2 separate regions of the Homo sapiens genome follow, and region 1 is linked to region 2. Evidence: chromatin loops called from intact Hi-C (ENCODE). Cell type or tissue: endothelial cell of umbilical vein. All regions are shown on one strand.

Region 1 (8,000 bases), 270 kb after region 2:
GCAGAGGTGGTTATATTGACTAAGCATCTAATTTGGTATTAGCACATTTTAGCTGCTGAATAGATGTGACCTCCCTTTTGTTTCCAATCTGCTAGCAACCACCTAGTTAGATTCTATCATCACACCTCCTGTCACCACTACCAACAATCCCCTTCCATCAACCTTAAGGTACACTCCCATATTTAAATAGCAGACATCCATGAACCTGGAGCCTTCTGAATGATGGCTGTGGAAGAGGTCACCTGTACCTGCAGTCCTCCACTCTGCCTTTCTCTGCCCTCAGCCAGCTCCATTTCTTTAATTATAAACTATTTTAGTTCTTCTGGTTTCTTTTGTAAATTATTGCCTATGAATGCTGCACTCTTCTTCTGCATGTGTGCAATGAACTCAGAAAGTCACTAAAGGCTGAAAATCAGTATTTATTCACACATCTATTGCAAAACCCATTTTTACCCACATTTTTTTCATTTGACCATTGTTTAGGAAGAAACAATGTTGTGTCATCTCTTGTAAAAAGAAAATTATCACATTGTAATTGTACTATTGAATCATTAACACAAAATCATTCACATAGAAGCTAACAAATAATTACTTCAGTGTAACAGGTTTAGTTTGCACCAAGGCAGATTAGGACAGAAATAATATGTCTGTATTATCCACTATCTTCAAAGATCAAGAAACTGGATAAACACGAATACCTCAAAATAATAAAAATAATATAAAAGCTACCCAGGTAACAAAAATATTATTTTTTTCAGCTCTTTCAGGTGACTGTGTTAATTGACTTGGTTTATCCACTTGGTCCACACATCCTGAGTGATCAAAAAGAAAACAGGTACAATAATAATTTTTAAAAATGTAATGATTAAAATGGTAAACGCATTTAGTTAATTGGTGCAGTCATCAATGTTTATGTTCTAGTTCTGCTTTATTTCAAGACGAATCATTTACTGGAAACCCCCAGTAAATTCATACCTTAAGGAACCACAAGTTTATCTTCACTTCCTTATTACTAAAGGAGAAGTCAATTGCTGCACATTTGAAAATGTCTCTATAAGTCAGACTAGCATAAATTAAAATATATGCATCAAATTATATAACCAATTTAAAGTAGGGCATAGAAATATAAGCCAGGCTTTGTTGTTGTTGTTTTCTTTTGTTTTTTGTTTGTTTTGGGAAAGGAAGTAAACTAAGACCTAAAGATGAGAGATTGGTTAGGATAGGTCCAACATACATATTTTTAAAAATTAGAAGCACTGAGTCCTTATCTTATATCTCCTCCTTTAGGCCTTGTTGCTCAATGTATGTCCTATAATTTTATATTAATTTTCAGTGATACCGATGAGTTTTTCAAGTAAAATGAAATATACGTAAGATTTTTAGATATGCATTCAGTAAACTATGATACTATAACCCAGTTGAGTAAATGGAGAAAGAAGAAAGAAAAAGGAAGAAAAGGAGAGGAGGACAAGGAGAAGGAAAACAAGTCATGGCTCCAGGGAAGCATTGTTCTGACACTGATGTGTGTCAGCTAAGTAGGAAACAATGCAAGACAGATGTACTCAAGGGTGCACAATCTGTTTCTTTATAAGGTACTCAACTTTCCTGATGATTCCATGTGAGCATAATCTCCCTCTCTCTGTTTCCTTTTTCTATGTAACATTCCAGCTCCTCGATGTTAAACAGAGTCAATATTTTAAGACTGTGTGTAGTTTCCATTTTATTTGAAAAAGAGACACAAAAGCATTAAAATACTATGGGCTGCAGGGCACTAGTTATTTATAAAAATTAATACTTATTAGTTATACTCAGAGGTTAACTAAAGCTATATATAAACATGTAAGTTTTGAGACTATCAACAATTTTAATTACTTAAGATGTTTAGAGTTGACAAAATGTTTGGTGTCAATGATAGTAACCCCAGCGGTCTTGCATTCACTAACATTGGAGGGAATCAAATTGGGGTTACCCTAGGAAAAGACTTTTCTTGGGGAAAAAATAACTCCTTATGAACAGAAATAGTCTTATATTCTCAGAGTCCTTTTGCTTCTTTTGTCTAGAGCCTTGTCTCTCCTGATACTGTAATCACATTTAATTATCTTTGCTTGAGTATTTAAAAAATAGCAGAACCTAAACCTTGAATGAACTCATTACTTACATTCTTATTACTATTTTTCTGTATTTGAAGTTAAAATAACGTATTTTTTAAAAGTAAGACCAAAGTGTCCTGATTTAAACAATTCGGTAATAAAATATTACTTGTGGCTCTTATTCCATATACACCAAATTTGGAATAACCAGTATCAATTATCAATCATCTTGACTTACTCCATCATAATTTTTTAAAAGCTGATATAGCATGTAAACTTACATTTCTGAGTTTTTGCTTGGTTTTGGTGCATATCAGGTGTACAGTGGCTTATACAAAATTTTTTAAATTTATGCTGCTGGAGATGGATATTAGCATATGAGCCTGTGACTTCTGCTTTTTAACAGTACTTTTCCATTTTAAAAGCATAACCTTTAGATGTGTGCAGACACCACATATCTGCAATTATATAATTACTTGATGCATATGCATAATGTTGAAATTACAGATGCTCCTCTATGCTCATTTAGCTGAGAGTGTGAAAAACACCATGGTTCCGTCAGTTCATTGAAAGTAGCTAGAAGATTAAAATGTTCACAGGTGTTCTTAAGCCACTAACCAAAATGGTCAATAGACTAATTTTTATTGCTTCAGTCCAACTCACTTTGTTTAAAAATGTTCTCTCAGAAACATTTTAATTTCTGCCCAAATTAGATATTCAGCATATGTGTTCATATTAACTTTAGACTAAAGCATAGATTAATAGTTTGAATTTTTGTTAAATAAATAAATGTTAGGTGACCACTTTTTTTTTTTTTTTTGCTAACTCTAGGTCCAGAATTGAATATCAAAAGCAGAAATACCAGACCAAAATATAATCAGAACAAAATAAGGGGTAAAATTTTCAGCCAAATTTTGCAGAGCAAAATAGATATTTTAAATTGATGTTGTGGTTTAGTGATGGTAGTATTCGAGTCTATTTTGATTTTCATTTAGACATGAGATATTTAAGAGAAAATGTTAATATGGGATGTGGTGTTGGTGGTTTTTTTATTTTTTCGGTTAGACTCAGTTCAAATAAGGTAAGATCTTACAGAACCAAATATGGCTTTTTTCTTTTCTTTTTCTTTTTCTTTTTAAATTTCCTTTTGGTAGATTAGAAGAAACAAAGGATATGCATATGTGCCCTCTGCTGGCAAAGTAAAAATCATGACCATTTTCTAGAGACAATAAAAACAAAATCCTGGAAGCAGAACAGTGCATTATATTCAAAGATGTTTTACAGAAGGAGCAAAACAGATTTGAATTAATTAAGTAAATGTCTTAAAAGGACTGAAGACAAGTTTGGTATTGTGGTTTATAGCAAAGCTAAATGAAGTTCTTGAAAAATTAGAATGTTGTTTTTTAGTCTTAAAATTGTTATATTAATTTGTTGAAAATAATGAAACTGTAACATCTAGTTTGGTAAATTCCATTAAGGTTTTCAGAGACAAAATAAAGCTAGATTACTTTGTGAGAGTAATTCAAGCTTTCTAGGCCTCTAACAATAATTATAGTGCATTTGCCTCTCAATCTTAAATACTGGATAAATTTTCTATTCATAGAATTAATAGAATACTGGTATTTTGAACTAAACTGCACTGCTTTAACATTTTCATCCTCTTAAAATCTTGAAAAATAATACTTGAAATGAATTTGTATAACCTTATCAAATTGAAGAAGCACGAAGATTTTTAAAAACAAAGGCTTCATAAAATTAATCTACCCCAGAAATTTTGTAAAAAATCAACAAATGTTTTCCAAACTGAAAACATTTGCAGACAATAAATAAGAAATAAGGATATAATCAATGCATTAGTGTCAACTCAGGAGAATGTAACAAATGATGCCCTGAAGAGTTCATCTGAGGCCTGGTGTTTGTCTATCTTCTTATCAAGTGTCAGGATGATAAAACATAGAACATACTCTTTAAATCTGAAACTGGCTTTAAGGAGCCAAAGATTGATTCAGTCCCAACATGGAGAATGATGTTTTGGAGGTAAAAAGTACCTCAGGAGTTAATCTACCCAAACTTTCTTATTGTATAAAGGAGGAAACTGAGGCCCAAAAAGATTAGAGGAAACTACAGTTAAGCAAAAAAAAAAAAAAAAAACAGAGACAGAATAAAGTTCAATTAAGACAAGTATGGTGCTGTATGTTAGAGAAGAAAAACAAAAATATCCCATAAGTCCAACAGAAAAATGGCTTAGGAGCATAGCTCACAACAAGTTGACCGTGAATCACTAATATGAGGGGAAAGTATAAAATTTTTATTAAAAAATACAATAAAATACTGAAGAGAATTCAGAAAAGGCAGTAAAATGTATAGCAAAAAATATAATAGGTGTAAATAAGGGTCAGATAATTTATTCCTTATGCTACTACCAATTAGTTATAACTCGATCAGTTACTTAATCAATCTGTCACTTTCTAAATATGTAAAGTAAATTGGTCATTCACATGACTGTCTCCTATTGACTTTTAATGAACTGCACAGTATTGGCTGGCACACACACTAAAAGTGGGCTTCTTCTACATATGAGCGGCACACACAATGATACATAGATGATTCTTAAAACTATATACTATAAATGTAGTTAAAACTATATAATTTTACAAATTTGACAAATATTCACAAAACTAATTATTGGGCTAGAAAGAAAGTAAGGATGTTGTGATGGTTAAGGTTGAATGTCAACTCGATTGGATTGATGGATGCAAAGTATTGTTCCTGGGTGTGTCTGTGAGGGTGTTGCTAAAGGAGATTAACATTTGAGTCAGTGGACTGGGAGAAACAGACCCACACTCAATCTGGGTGGGCACCATCTAATCAGCTGCCAGCATGGCTAGAATAAAAGGAGGCAGAAGACTTTGGAAGGACTAGACTGGCTGAGTCTTCCGGCCTTTATCTTTCTCCCATGCTGGATGCTTCCTGCCCTAGAACAGTGGACTCCAAGTTCTTCAGCTTTTGGAATCTTGGACTTACATCAATGGTTTGCCAGGGGCTCTCAGGCCTTCAGCCACAGACTGAAGGCTGCACAATCGGCTTCCCTACTTTTGAGGTTTTGGGACTTGGAGTGACTTCCTTGCTACTCAGCTTGCAGACAGCCTGTTGTGGGATTTCACTTTACGATCATTTGAGTCAATTATCTTTAAACTCCCTTTCATAAATACCTCTGTCCCAATAGTCCTGTTCCTCTAGAGAACCATGACTAATACAGATGTTTTTAGAGAATGTGGGGTAAGGGAGACAAAATAGAAAAGAAGAAATCTTTTTTCAATGTGACTATGCTCTTTTTTCATCACAGTTTAGTCACTAGAATATCAAATACGCCCAGTCTCTCATTTTAAATAGGAATAATTGGAAATGCAAAGAGTTAAGTGATCTGGTTAAAGTTAAAAGTTAGCAAATATCAAAGCTGTAGAACCCATGTGTGAGTTATTTATATTATCCTTAATAAATTAACAAGCTTTTCTCCATTACTGTGGCTAGAATGATAGGATTGAAGACAAGGGAAGTTAATTCCAGTCTGTCTACCCTCTTATAAATAAAAGAAAACCCACAATGACTTAGCATTTATTTGACCATCAGTTTCTTATATTTTAATTTTAAAGTTATTTTTTTCATTTTCACTTCACTTGCATATTTTCTTAATGGCATTGGACATTTATTTTTGTTAGTTACAGCTATAGCTAATTTTTGAATGTTAGATGAATCTTCTAAGAGAAAATAGTGGAGTATATTTTACAGAGATATATTGAATTTCCTAAATGGCCACATTAAAAGTCATGCAGAGCAAAGAAGACAGTAACACTGATGTTCATTAGTAGATTTATTTATTAGTAGCCTAGCAGCTTTAACAGACATCCAATCCATTCAGATATTATGTTTATGTTTTCTTAGAAAAAAATTGAAACACTAATCTGCCAAAAAGTGATATTGAAGAGATACACAATGATTTTAATATATGTAGGAAGTATACGTATAATACAGAAAATATTCAGAACACAGAAGCATGCCAATTTTGTAAGTAAAAAGTCATAAAAGGCCATTTGCCAGATGGAAGGGTAGTGCAGCAAGATGTAAAAGTGTCTGAGGTAAGGAAATACAGCAAGAGACATGACACAGTTGATCAGAAAAAGGACCATAAAGATGAAGTTTAAGCTCTTATGAATATAACAAAAATAAGGTCAACTTGTACACCAAATTAAGGACATAGAAATTCAAGGGGTGACTGTTTAGTTATTAGGTGGCAAATGCATAAAAAAGAAAATTACAGATATAACAATTGGTATACATGTTCTTTGAGAATATGTTAGAAAGGGTGAAAGCCAAATTTGAAATAATGTGAAAAACCTGTTAATAGACAGAGGGTACCTAACCAAGGCACCATCAGATCATCAGAATTGCAGGCTATCCATGTCATTTGCAATGAGCCTTAAATTGTTGTAAACTTTAAGTAACATTGATGTAAAGGGAAGTAATGACTACTATGAGGGACCAAAAGCCAAAAACTCAGTTGTAATTCTTCCACTTATATATAGGGCTGAAGTCTCTAGAATATAGTTAGACTTCCTCTGAAGGATAAGGAGAGTTTTGGATGGAGTGAGATGCCCTCGTGGTACTATGCTTTATTTTCAGGAAGAGAAAACAGACAAGTCTTACTGCCACTGGAAATCTTGCTAGTGGCCTCCCTTATAGGGCTACTTCCAGTTTGCTGTGTGAAGGCAATGTGACTATGCTCTTTAACCTCACTTTGAATATCCAGGAAGTGCTCTGGGGTGAGTGGCAGTCCCATGCCATTATTAAGATAAAGAATTCTGGGGTTTTTTTGTTTTTTCATTTTTTTCCATTTTCTAGGTTATTTTGTTTTCCTATGAAATCTAGTGGTGCAGAGTAGTTAGTTATAATACTCGCTGATGCTTTGCATTTTCAAGCAAGGTAAGATTCTATAGTCAGAGGTGATTTTTAGTTTTTTAAAATTAAATAAGTTTTGTTTATTTTTTTGAGACAGAGGCTGGCTCTGTTGCCCAGGCTGGAGTGCAGTGAGTGGCTAACTGCAACCACTGCCTCCCTGGTTCAAGCAGTTCTCCTGCCTCAGCCTCCCGAGTAGCTGAGACTACAGGCACCTGCCACAATGCCTGGTTAATTTTTTGTATTTTGGCAGAGATGGGGTTTCACCATGTTGCCCAGGCTAGTCTCAAACTCCTGAACTCAGGCAATCTGCCTGCCTAGGGCCTCCCAAAGTGCTAGGATTACAGGCATGTGCCACTGCACCTGGCCTATTTTTTTTTTTTTTTTTGGTAAAATTAAGTTAATTTTATAGAGTAGCCATATGTAAAGAAAAATATCATGACCAGTTGTGTTCAGACAGATCTATGGTTATAATATACATTTTCTTAGTGGATAAATGTCCAAGGTATTGGAAAACTTTAGGACCGAAGTCCTGCAGATTTTGATCGACAGCATCAATTGTTTCTAAAACATCCTATATGCTCCTGCATTGTTCCACCATATTCCATGGACGGTTTTTCAAACAGACACTTGATCACACTTTCCATCTAGTCTAGCTCTATCTTGGTCCACACATCCACCCTGTGCCCTCCAGTAGCTGAGCATTTCTCTAATCCATACATTTAGCATTGTAGGTGAGAGGACAATCTCAGGATGATGTAACTGATTAACCCTGGTGGCACAGTGCCCATGATGCTCCTAAGCCTTCAAACTGTAATTTGAGGGTCTATTTCATGGCAATTCAAGAAAATGTTCCCTCTCTTGAGAAGAAACAAAATGGAGTTCATATTATAGTAAACTTTCTTCCATAATACTTTAACCAGGTATGTACTAAGTTATAAAATTATAATTAACCAA
Region 2 (8,000 bases):
ACAAAATTCAACAACCCTTCATGCTAAAAACTCTCAATAAATTAGGTGTTGATGGGATGTATCTCAAAATAATAAGAGCTATCTATGACAAACCCACAGCCAATATCATACTGAATGGGCAAAAACTGGAAGCATTCCCTTTGAAAACTGGCACAAGACAGGGATGCCCTCTCTCACGACTCCTATTCAACATAGTGTTGGAAGTTCTGGCCAGGGCAATCAGGCAGGAGAAGGAAATAAAGGGCATTCAATTAGGAAAAGAGGAAGTCAAACTGTCCCTGTTTGCAGATGACATGATTATATATCTAGAAAACCCCACTGTCTCAGCCCAAAATCTCCTTAAGCTGATAAGCAACTTCAGCAAAGTCTCAGGATATAAAATCAATGTACAAAAATCACAAGCATTCTTATACACCAATAACAGACAAACAGAGAGCCAAATCATGAGTGAACTCCCATTCACAATTGCTTCAAAGAGAATAAAATACCTAGGAATCCAACTTACAAGGGATGTGAAGGACCTCTTCAAGGAGAACTACAAACTACTTCTCAATGAAATAAAAGAGGATACAAACAAATGGAAGAACATTCCATGCTCATGGGTAGGAAGAATCAATATTGTGAAAATGGCCATACTGCCCAAGGTAATTTATAGATCCAATGCCATCCCCATCAAGCTACCACTGACTTTCTTCACAGAATTGGAAAAAACTACTTTAAAGTTCATATGGAAACAAAAAAGAGCCCACATTGCCAAGTCAATCCTAAGCCAAAAGAACAAAGCTGGAAGCATCACGCTACCTGACTTCAAACTATACTACAAGGCTACAGTAACCAAAACAGCATGGTACTGGTACCAAAACACAGATATAGATCAATGGAACAGAACAGAGCCCTCAGAAATAATGCCGCATATCTACAACTATCTGATCTTTGACAAATCTGAGGAAAACAAGCAATGGGGAAATGATTCCCTATTTAATAAATGGTGCTGGGGAAACTGGGTAGCCATATGTAGAAAGCTGAAACTGGATGCCTTCCTTACACCTTATACAAAAATTAATCCAAGATGGATTAAAGACTTAAACGTTAGACCTAAAACCATAAAAACCCTAGAAGAAAACCTAGGCATTACCATTCAGGACATAGGCATGGGCAAGGACTTCATGTCTAAAGCACCAAAAGCAATGGCAACAAAAGCCAAAATTGACAAATGGGGTCTAATTAAACTAAAGAGCTTCTGCACAGCAAAAGAAGCCACCATCAGAGTGAACCGGCAACCTACAGAATAGGAGAAAATTTTTGCATCCTACTCATCTGGCAAAGGGCTAATATCCAGAATCTACAACTCAAACAAATTTACAAGAAAAAAAACAACCCCATCAAAAAGTGGGCAAAGGATATGAACAGACACTTCTCATTTTTAAAACCGTCTGTTACAAATAATTTCAAAATATTTGACCACATTGATCACTTTGACTGCACATGACTGAATAATTGTTCACTGTCAACAAAATAGTTTAGTCAGGGAGCAAAGAACTGACAATATTATGAACATTCAAAGACTGTCTCAGAGTCTGAACATGATTTCCAAAAGCTGAATTTGATAAATTTGTTGAGCGGTGGCAATGTCAGTATAACAAAAATACAACTTTAAAGAGGATAGCACACATCTTAAAATATATGTTTATTAGTAAAGAGCAGTTGTTTTTTTTTATAATTATATCTTCCATTGGAGAATTGGCTTGATTTTAAAACACTGATTTCAAAAAAAATGTCATCACAGGTCCAGGATAGATTTCCTAGAAGCAGAGCCTGAGTAAGGAATTCTTGTTCAAACATGAGAAGCTGATTAAAGAAAGAAAGTCTAATAAGATGGGGACACTGGGGATATGTGGATAAGAAGCTAAGCCAGGATGTGGTCAAAACTGGACACTAGCTTCAGACTGATCCCATGGGAAAGCTCTGGAGCACTAATTGATACATTAAGACAGGGGCTGGTCTTTGGTATCCTATGCCAGTCAGATAATTAATATCTGGAATATATAAAGAACTATAAATCAATAAGAAAAAGAATCTAAAATCAAAAATAAGTGAGCAAAGAATAAGAACAAGTAATTCCTGAAAGAAGAAATACAAATCACCAATGAATATATATTTAAAATACTCAAACTCATTAGTAATCGGGGAAATAGAAAGAACTCCTATGAGCCAGTAAGAAACAGAAAACACAAAGAATAAAAGGGAGCAAAGAATAGTAACAGGAAATTTATAGAAAAGGAAATATAAATCACTAATCAACATTACGAGCAGATATTCAACTCCATTATCAACCAGAAATAAATACAATATTTTTCATTTATAACTTTTTAAAACTTAATAATATCAGGTTTGGTGAAAAAGTAGTATATATGGACAGACATTTACAAAGAAATCCAAATTGTTAAAGTCATTTAAAAATTAAAATTATTTATCAAAGTATAAAATGAAAAAATAATTCTACTTCTCAGCATTTACCCTAGAATAATACTCACAGATCTGCTCAAAGAAGCATGTACAGGGATACTCAGGCTTATTGTAGTGAAAATATAAAATAATATAAATGTTCATTAATATGAGAATTTTTAAAATTCTAAAAATGGTCTATTTATTCCACAGCATAATATATAAGAGCTAAACATATAAGGTCAAAGATATGAACAAACAAAGGAAAAATTTCCAAGGCATTGTGTTAATAAAATCAAATTGGTAAGTGATATACTATTCGGAATACATTTTATGTCAATTCAAAATTTATTATCAAATAGTATGTATAATATTAAATACTCTGCAGAATCATATGTGTGTATGATTTTTTTTCTTCCTGAAAAAAATCTTGAAGGATGTACTTCAAAGCATTAACAGTGATTACCCTTAAAGAGGGCCTTTGAATTGAGGTTGTCGTCAACGGGGACATGGTGTTATATGTAATACGATGCTTCAACAATCAGAATGAATTCATGAATTACTTTTATATTTAAGACTTTAAAAATCAAAATAAGGGAGTATGAGATATATAGCCTATTTAAAAACTACAAAATATGGAAGGATATAGAAATACGCATGTAAATGTCTTAAAAGCAACTTGGAAGATACACAAAAATTATTAACAGTGGTTTCCACTGGGAAGGAATAGGAGATTGGACATATCAGAAAATGCCTTTTCTAAAAATAATTTCACCAAGTTCGACAAAATACAAACATCAATTCCTAGTGTTTTAATAACTGCTTCAATTTTTATAGTTTAATATAAAATATTTAAATAAATAAAACATATGGAAGTGCTAAGAATCCTTAAAATAATATAAAGACTTTGTATTTTTTTTCCTTTTTATGGAGAACGGGGTCTCGCTATATTGCCCAGGCAGGTCTCAAATCCTAGGCTCAAGCTATCCTCCTGCCTCTGCCTCCCTAAGAGCTGGGATTACAGGCATGAGCCACTGCGCCCGGCAAGACTATTTTTTATTAAACTACATTTTAATAGTAAAATTTATACTTTATATAGATTTTCAATCCAAGTGGTATCTGTTTATAAATTGGGATCAACTTTTGTAACAGCTCGGATTCTATCTGGTTTCACTATTGCAAGCTATTTCCTGCCTCTTAGAAAAAAAGTCAATTTATTTTAACAACACAATAATTCATCTAAAATGGCAGTGAGCCATAAGACACAAATAATTCACTCCAGGTTTTTCACAATCTTTTTAATGTTTAATATTTCCATATTACAAACAATAAACCACAATAGATTTTTGTATGTTGGTTAATAAATTTAAGTAATATGATGATTTAGAAGTATGTAGCATTATGACTTTTTCTCATTAATAACAAATTGATGCCATTATACCTCTTCCTTTCAAAGCTAGTTTGTCAGTTTATATTTTACTTATTTTTAAGTAAACTATATATCTGAGATGCATGTTCTTTTGAGACATCTATAATGGTTCGTTTGTTTACTGTATATTAAAATGACTGGATTTGCCTTAAATTTTTTATTTTCTTTAAATTTTTTATTTTCTTAAATTTAAAAAATCTTTGAAAAGATCTTTAAAAAATCTTCTTAAATTTTTTATTTTCTTTTTTTATTTTATAAAATAAAAATAAGTTTATAATAAATAACCTGCAGTTTCATTTACATAGCAGCAGAGGGTGCAGGAGATCTTCCTTTTTGACGGTAAAGTTAATTTTTTATTCTAACTCTTATTGGGCATTTAATTATTAAAAATATCACAAAATCCTTAAAGTATATTAACAAATTAAATCTTTTTAAAACAATTAGTATCTGATAAAAATAAATTGCCTTTTAGATCAAAGAAAAACTCGATTCAACTTGAAAGCTTGAAACAACAGAATAATAAAAATCAGAGTTTCTAAAGTTTTTCTCTTATAAATATGTATAGGATCTATATTTTTAAAGGGATTCACACTCATATATATATCAATTCAAATTTATTTTTCATTTTTCTGATAGTTTCTTGTTGTTTTTGAAACATCATGAACATATGTCTAAAATAAAACTGTACTGCTTTGTAGAAAACATATTAGTGTAAAAGATGTATAAAGATGGTAACATTTTATTCTGATTATAAATTTTAGGTATCACTTTATTTTTTATTGTATTAAACATACTCCATACAGCAGCTAATAGTAACAGATACGAACGTAAAGAAGAAAATGAAAAAACTATCTTATATCAACATAGGATGAATACCAAAGTCTGAGAAAAAGAATTTTAAAGTACTAATCGGAATACATGTTAGGATAGTAAATTAAAAGGTGGCTACATTGGACATTTATAATTATTTCTGTGTCTGTGTGTGTAGAGTCAGTAATACAGATACCTGACAATAAAAATCAGTATAGGCAGTAATATGGAATCCAACATTTTCAGTGCATGTTCTAGTTCAAACACAAATGTTAGATCAATAGAACTGAAAGTCAGCATTGGTCTGGTGAAAGGAAAAAAAAAATATGAGTATATCCACAAACAATTGCAGCTTTTTTTTTAAGTAAGTGCTGTTATAGGTGTCTCCTATATAATGCTGACTGCAGCATGTTAAGGAATATGCTGATTTCCATTCAGTCATGTATTGGCATTGTGTACTAATTCTGTTACAATCATGTGAAAAACAGAATCTTGGGTTTGGCTTTTTTAAAAGAGCTGTCTTTGAACTCAACATATAATGATCACATTCATTAATAACACTTTCACAATATATTTGTGGATATAATTTCTCTTGGGTTCTGTTTCTCTATTATTAAGATTAGACAACTGATTAGATGAATTATGTGAGCCCCTCTGATTTATTAAAACATATGCATGCAGTCTGTGAAATTTAGTACACATACAAATATACATACACACATATATACTCATATATATCTGAATATCATTTTTTCTAGTTCAAAGTTAACAACAAACTAGAATCAATATTCCATAGATATGAAGGGAAAAATAATGTGTTATAAGCCATTACCACTAACACATAAATGTAGTGTGTTACAGAAAAAGAGAGGAAAAAAAGAGCAAAATGATAGTAAAGACAGTCAAAGTATGTCTGGTATATGATAAAATTAGAAATGTGATGACAAGTTTGCCTTCCTCTTTTACTTTAATTGCTAATGTAATCAATGGGCTTAACCAAATCATATACCTATTTTCTTACATTTCTGCTATTACTTAATGTTTTGGTTTGTAATTCATGAGTTAGAACAGGGATATAGGTTTTAGAACCAAGGAAGTATGTCTGATAATTAACATATTTACATAATATAACATTCTAATAGAGTGTCAGATTGAAATTGTTTCAAGTTATGGAGAAATAAGTTTTAAATTGGTGGCAATGTTAAATATTATACCAATAATTAACAAATTCACCTAAATTCATAAATTTTATTTCAAAGTAGACTTTACTAAATATATTAAAGCATATTGCCTATATTGTTCTTTGACTTTAAAAGTTTTTTTAAAAGGAGTTACATAATGAAGATTATAATAAAGGAGATACAACAAATTTAGCTCATTTCTTTCCTTTCTTAAGAAAACCCTTTAAACTTTGTTAATAAATTCAGTAAATTGTCTTCTTTGAGACTATGGGACTGCATCAAATATCACTATCAGGAATGACTAAACTATATTGGGTTTATACTAATATATTGCTAATTTGACAGAATAATAGGTAAGAAAGCATTCATGAGAAAAGGACTTGTGTTTATGGCACAAGGGCCTTTTCAGCTGTGCCCAGTAGCAAGGGTGATGTGACCGACTTGAGTGGCCACTAAGTGGGGATTTTGCATCTTGGAACATTTAGGTAGTTCTGCCTTGGCGACCAACTATTGTATTGAATTTTATATTTGGAAAATGAACTTGTTTTTTGAGGATAATAAATGGAAACCTAAACTAGTTAAGTACTTCACTCAGAAACATGCAAATAGTAGCTGCACTAACATTTATAGAACACAGTATTCCTGATAATAGAATTAAATCTAATCCAATCAAATAAAAGCAGAGACTCTCACTGCCAGAGATATGTCCTTATTTCAATCAAGTAAAAACACTCTTGCTCTGTAAGCACCTGATATCTCTTGTAATTGAATATTGTTTTATTTTTTATGACTTTGAAATAAAAATTATTTTTAAGGAATATAATTATTCCTATCAGATAAATAAATTTGGGTTCAGAAAAGTAAAGGCAAATCTAAATTTTAATCTAGATCTTGCTGATGCTAAAGACAAATTCGGAAATTATAACAATGATGAATGCACAAGAAAGATATCCTGATATTACATATACAACAGTAACAATAACATCATATAATATTGCAAAATAATATTCTGAATGCTATTGCTGCTCTAGGAATGTTTCATTGGAAGTGGCTTAGTATTCCAAATTAGTATTCCAATGACAGATCCACTGTTAGGTAATCAAGAAAAGTTTTAAGCGACTTTCCAATCACTATAGTTCACAGGAAATACAGAAAATATTAATTCCACAAGGGAAAAAAATGCAGCCACTAGCAACAATTTCAACAAAAAACAAGCGAGCGAGAGAGAGAGAGACAGTTGTACCGTCCTACAGATTTCCTCAGGCTAACAGTTGCATATTCAGAATTGAATACTAAACAAGTACTTATGTAGGATCTGAGAACATTTTGTGATTCAAAATAAAATATTCAAAGAAAGAAACAGACATCCTAGCTTAGACAGAGTGGAGAAAGAATATCATACAACAAACATAAGGGTACCCAGAAACTGGAAGGAAAACCTAAAAGAGACCCTATTTGCTTTGTTTGTAGAAAAACCACATACTGGCATTGGAATCCTATGTATATATTTCCTAGCATATAGTATACACTATATATAAATGTTCGGTAATATAAAAAATAATTACTGATGAGGGTCAATGTTGCTCAAAACATTATTTTAACTTTCTTCTGCACATCTTAGTATAGCATTCTGGTTTGGTCCTGTATAATATATGGGTTAACATTCCAGACTACAGTTAATGGTAATGGAATATACATTTCAAAATAGCTAGAAGAGAATAATTCAAATGTACCAGGAGTTAAAAATAAAGATAAATATTTAAGATAATGAGTATTCCAATTACCCAGATTTGATTATATAAATATATCCAATATCACATGTACCCTAAAAATATGTATACCTAATGTGTATTAATAAAAAATTCTGGAGACATATTATCTAGGTTTGGATTTTGGTTTCTGCTCTCACTAACTTTGGGCAATCTACAGTATTTTAATCTCCCTTTGAGCTTCAATTTCACAATGTGTGAAATTGAGTCATACATAGCACCTACCATAAGAAATTTAACTATTATAAGGACTAAAGAAGTTGAGGGCTTAGACCTCTGCTCAACATAAAGGGAAGCAAAGGATAAATGTCATTATTTTTATTACAAAATTAGGTAAAGTGTTTTAACCTTTTTAATTTAGTCAAG

What was found. Peaks named below come from ENCODE experiments on the same cell type or tissue, not always from the same donor. Only the 100,000 strongest peaks of a DNase experiment are listed, where the experiment ranks them.
Region 1: a loop joins it to region 2, with 17 times the contacts of the local background. A loop is called at or near these places in 34 of 110 quality-filtered maps.

Annotation. Positions count from the first base shown.
Region 1 is chr4:90,020,719-90,028,718 of GRCh38, reverse strand. No RefSeq gene overlaps it. Among named protein-coding and RNA genes, the nearest start is that of CCSER1, 100 kb to the left of the region's middle. In endothelial cell of umbilical vein, no CTCF peak of the experiment used is centred here; a DNase peak (open chromatin) is centred at 3,248; H3K27me3 peaks cover 296 bases.
Region 2 is chr4:90,289,721-90,297,720 of GRCh38, reverse strand. The region is part of intron 1 of CCSER1 (coiled-coil serine rich protein 1); the gene reads right to left. Among named protein-coding and RNA genes, the nearest start is that of CCSER1, 170 kb to the right of the region's middle. In endothelial cell of umbilical vein, a CTCF peak has its summit at 4,191; no DNase peak of the experiment used is centred here.